Regions from separate parts of the Mus musculus genome. Here region 2 is linked to region 1. The links are chromatin loops, found by intact Hi-C in ENCODE. Cell type or tissue: left cerebral cortex. All regions are shown on one strand.

What was found. A loop is a pair of places that touch in the nucleus more often than their neighbours do. Peaks named below come from ENCODE experiments on the same cell type or tissue, not always from the same donor. Only the 100,000 strongest peaks of a DNase experiment are listed, where the experiment ranks them.
Region 2: a loop joins it to region 1, with 3 times the contacts of the local background. A loop is called at or near these places in 3 of 42 quality-filtered maps.

The regions. Positions count from the first base shown.
Region 1 is chr9:95,055,088-95,057,587 of GRCm38, forward strand. It overlaps Slc9a9 (solute carrier family 9 (sodium/hydrogen exchanger), member 9), which reads left to right. Exons shown (of 16, transcript NM_177909.5): 12 at 325-478. Among named protein-coding and RNA genes, the nearest start is that of Gm32018, 250 kb to the right of the region's middle. In left cerebral cortex, no CTCF peak of the experiment used is centred here; DNase peaks (open chromatin) are centred at 1,018 and 1,623; H3K27ac peaks cover 315 bases.
Region 2 is chr9:95,318,005-95,320,504 of GRCm38, forward strand. No RefSeq gene overlaps it. Among named protein-coding and RNA genes, the nearest start is that of Gm32018, 8.7 kb to the left of the region's middle. In left cerebral cortex, no CTCF peak of the experiment used is centred here; DNase peaks (open chromatin) are centred at 293 and 1,113.

The DNA of each region.
Region 1 (2,500 bases):
AGCTATCCAGTGAGATTAAAAGAGAGCAGCTAGTGAGACTCCTGTTTGATTGGAGGGTATGTTCTATGTCTTAGCTATGCAGATAGGCATCAATATTCTGGCTAAGATGTCATGCTGTTTCGTTGCAAGATGTTATCGTTGGCAGAGACTAAGGAAAAGTATTTCTGCATATTATTTGTCAGAACTCCATGTGAATCTACAATCATCTCTGAATAAAAATATTAGCTAATAAAGAAGTTATATTAGCAGGTTGTAAAGATAAATATAGCAGAAGAGAATGAGTTCGTCTCGATATTCAGTCCCCGCTCTGGGTTTCTCTGGAAGGTTTGCGAGGTGCCATTGCCTTCGCCCTGGCCATCCGCAACACGGAATCTCAGCCCAAACAGATGATGTTCACCACCACACTGCTCCTTGTGTTCTTCACTGTCTGGGTGTTTGGAGGAGGAACGACCCCCATGCTGACGTGGCTTCAGATCAGGTATGTGACCCTACTAACACAATCCTTGAGAAGCATGACTGGCCTGCTAAACTTCTAATAAAGCTGACTTCCTTGAGAGTGCAGTGGTATATTTGTACCCCATCTGTCCCCAGCTTCCAAGTTCCAAGTGACCTTCCGTCTCAGGTGAAGCAATATGACCTACCGCACACTGAGCTGACTTTTCCAATAGGCTTAGAATGTTCTTTCTTTTCAAGCTGTCCTACAAATAGATTTATTCACCTGTGACTTTATCCATTCAACAGTATTAAAGTACAGTGCGTTACACTATGAGCCTTAAAAAAAATAAGATACAATTCTTGTCCTCAAGATAGCTACATTCTAGTTAAGGTTGTTAAAAGAAAAAGCAGCAAAACTAACAAGAAAGCAGATTTGCTTTGCTTTTTCACTCCTGGAACTGGGTCTTAAAATAGGAAAAAAAAAAAAACGCTTAACACACATTTGGTAAGAGAGCCATATGTTTTTCAAAGGGGATGCTGTAGATAGAAGCTATATACTTTCTCACAGAAAAGGAAGCCAAGGTTCCAGTCAGAACCCATCTAATAAGCAGCGCCTGCAGCTGGACGCTACAAATCTAGATTGTAGGGGTAACAGACAATTAGATAAAACCTGGTGCCAGTTTGGAAAATGGATAAATCTATTATAAAGTGTTTTTGTCTTTATTCAAATGTTTCTGTGGCCCACGTCCTCGTTTTAAGGTAATGGATTAAGCAAACATTTCATTTCTCACATGCGTACATCATAATGATTCTCTCCAGTTCCCACTCGTTCTCGAGGGCAAACTCATGCCCAATAGGAAAAGATCCTTCTAACTATACAGGGTTTCCAAAAGGATGCTTATTAACAAGGACTATGATTTCAGTACCTTTGCATGACATGTCCATTATAACAAGAATGAATAAATTATTCATGAAAACTTAAGTGACTATAACTATAAATACAAATGCTTTTGTTAAGCATTTTCAAGAATTTTCTACCCATTTGGCAAAGAAAAAGCAGAAGCAGGCCTCACATATTTAGTATAAGTAGGCTTATGTGTAAAGTAGGCCAAGTAGCTGTGTATTAAACCAAATTTCGGGGTAGAAGAGCTTATGGACTACTATGGGTATTACTGAACACACAAAAGTGCTTTGACTAAAGGTGAGCAGTGAGCACTTTGAAATGCTTGTTGAATTATTTTCTAGCCACATAAACGTGGTCTGCAATTTCTCTCACAGTGGTGGTTCCTGGAGGGTTCCTATTGATGGGCACACATGCTGCATTAAACTCTCAAGAGTTGGATCCCCCGCGAATCGTTAGTAAGACAGTGCTGTGTTCAGGTTTCTGGAAAATAAAATTCAGTAGGTTGGATCCCTGCATGGAAAAATGAGGCTTAGAAGGCAGAGCTTAGAGGAAGAGAATTTCCACAGAACTATCAAATACACTATCAAAGTATTCTGTGGAGGGCATCAGAGGTGTCCAATTTTCCTTCAAATAATCAAACATAATTTATTTTCTATGATTTCTTTTCTTACTCTCAAGTTATCCCCAAATTGGTAGCATATTTGGTTTGTAGCCAGCTCTTCTTCAGTGCTTTCCAGCGGCATCAGCTAACTTCCCATGAATGTCATAACTTACATGATCTCTGATGCCGAGTCGGCTGGGAAGAAAGAGGTATAATGGTGGATCCTCAGATGGACTAGGGCAAGTATCCAGACAGCAAGACAAGCATGCTAAAGAAAAAGTGAGCTATCAACACAGTATCCAGAATGAGGCACTCGGAGGCCAACTTTCCTAGAGCCCAGCTTCCAAAGGGCCCAGGTGACTCAGTACCAGATCTGGCCACTCTCCAGGAAGGGGAGGAGTATGGCTAGGGCCAGGACAGATGTAGAGAAAGGAAGTACCAGGGCTTCCATCACATGGTAAGGCCAGTGTTCTCGGCGGAAAACCTGAAACCAGGGCAGAAACCCCTGAAAGCCATCCTAAGAATATCAAAAGGAGAATACTGAAGGACGTAGAAGTGAA
Region 2 (2,500 bases), 260 kb after region 1:
AAGGTGGCCATCTCTGTGCTGTCCCCTCTCCAAAGAGGGCTCTGGGAGCTTCTTTTATAAGGATGCTAATTCTGCACACAAAGGCTCCACCCTCATAGCCTGATCACCTCCCCAAACCTCCATCTCCTTCTGCATCGCACGGAAGTTAGGATTTCAACATATGAAATTGGTAAACTCAAACATTCAGACTAAAGCCTTCTGCTCCTGACCCCCCAAAATCCATGTCTTTCTTCACTGTAAAGTGCATTCATCCCACCTTAACAGTTCCAAGAGCCTTAATTTATTCCAGCATCAACTCTAAACTCTAAAGGCCAAAGACTCTCGTCTAAATGGCATCTAAATTAGATGTGGATGAGACCCAAGGTGTGATTCATGCAAAAGCAAAACTCTCTCCAGCTGTGAGCCTGTAACACACTTCCTGAACTCAATAACAGGATAAGCAGAGGCTCGACATTTTCATTCCAAAAGGGGAAATTCAACAGAGAAAAGGGTATCACCCCCATATAAGTCCAAAACCTAGCAGATGTAACAGCAGTAGACCCTGGGGCTCCATAATCTTGCTTGGTTCCATGGCTCACCCCCTAGACCTATCAGATGATGGCCTTGTCTGTAACTGTCCTGTCATGAGGAAGGAGGCCCATGACCCTGGATACCCAGGGCTGGAATCTATAATAAAATGATACCTGTTGTTTTATTTTTAATTAAATTTAACAGTATTCAAATCATCATTGGGAAGGCAAGTAATCAAAAAGACTGATAAGGTTGAATGGGGGGTCTCTGGGTTGAAAAAAAAAGACAGAGTGCCCACCCTTACTTATTCTCCCATCTTTAGAAGGAGGTGGCCGAGGTTCTGCCATGCAGAGAACACTGAAACACTACAAACACTGAACGAGATGGTGAATGGCCTGTGGCTGTCATGGAATGGACAGAGCCAAGGAGGGAGCAAGTCACCACGGTCCTGAGCAGGACTTGCTATGGGACTAATGTAGCCTTTCTAGTGACGGCTGTAGTTCTAGACATTCCAGATACCTAGAAGGTGGGAGCGAGGACAAAAATAACTGTGTGAAATTTGTAGGCAAGCGTGAGCAGGACTGTGAAGCATCTATAAACGCTCAGGGAAGTCAATGTCTGAAATATCCTGACTCAGCTCCATGTGGCGGAGGAGGTTCTCCTGCCGGGATCCCTGCATCCAGTGCCCATGCTGACAGCTGCTGCATCATCTGGAACGCTTTTCTCTCATTGAAGGGTCTCATTACTCTTCCCGACTTCATTTTTTCCATGGCACAGTTTACCAATAACTACTGCTTAAGGGCAATCCTGATGGCCCCGGTGCTGCCCGCTGAGCAATTCTGGTGAGGGGTTTCTTGGCCTGAGTATTTAGAAACATATCTGGCGCTGTGTGCTACCTTGCATTGATAGCTCCCCCCACTCCTGGCTGGAATTTTTCCTGACTGGCTTGAAAGATAGCTTTAGACCTGGCTGAGATCTTTATGCAATTGTTGTCAAGCCCATAGAAGCAAACACATTCTAACTCCCCAGGCCTCTCTTCTGAGAGTTTGGGAACTGCAACCGTACAGCAGTTGCATTATGAGTGACAGGCCATGACCACCCAAAGCCCTGTGTGACTTATCTCCAAAGCTGCGTCTATAGCCTTTGTCTGGATGTGAGATCCCTTCGAATCACTGAACTATTCTTTGGAACTCTAGACAGTGGTTTTTATACAAATGGAGTTGCCCATCCCAAGTGCTACAAGACAGACAAGTCTCCTTGTGTCCTTATAAAGAAAACCTGCTTAGTCATAAGAGGTGAACAACCACTGTAGCCAGAGTTGACATTTGATGATGGTTCTAATGGAGGAAATAGCCCATAATTTAATTCTGCTGACCTTTGTCTCTATGCTCTGGGACATTGGTGAATAGTTAGGAAGCCTTGGCCGGTAGCAATAAGGCAAGAATTAGACATCATCCGTGCTCAGTGTCCTCAAGGAAACAGCTTCTCCATCTTTTGCCTTAGTGTGAGGTGTATCACCTGTGGTTTCTCTGATGGGTCTGGGGTGGGCACCCAGGCGTAAGCATCGTGTGCAAAGAGTAACATCCCAGAGTAGCACTGAGTTCCACTCTGTCCTGCCAGTCATATTGACAATAAACTTCCTCCAAGCCAGACCCAGTCAACTTCCCCACGCATCCTGTCCTGCCTATAGAACTGAAGCCTAGATAAAGTGAATCAGGTGACTAGCGTGCCTTAGAGACAACATTTACCCTAGGGAGTTAAGAAAGAGTCCAGCCTATTCTCTAAGGTGTAAACACTCAGATCACAGAGACTCAGGGTTCTCTTACTGTTCTTATTTGTAGTGCTTAGAAATTGTTCTTAAACTCACTAGCATAAAACAACAACAAAGATTTAACAATGTTCACAGTTTCTAAAGAGCCTGAGAGGGGTGACTGGTATCTGTCTTATGACATCTAAAGCTTTAGATGGAAAGATGAAAATTGTTGGGAGA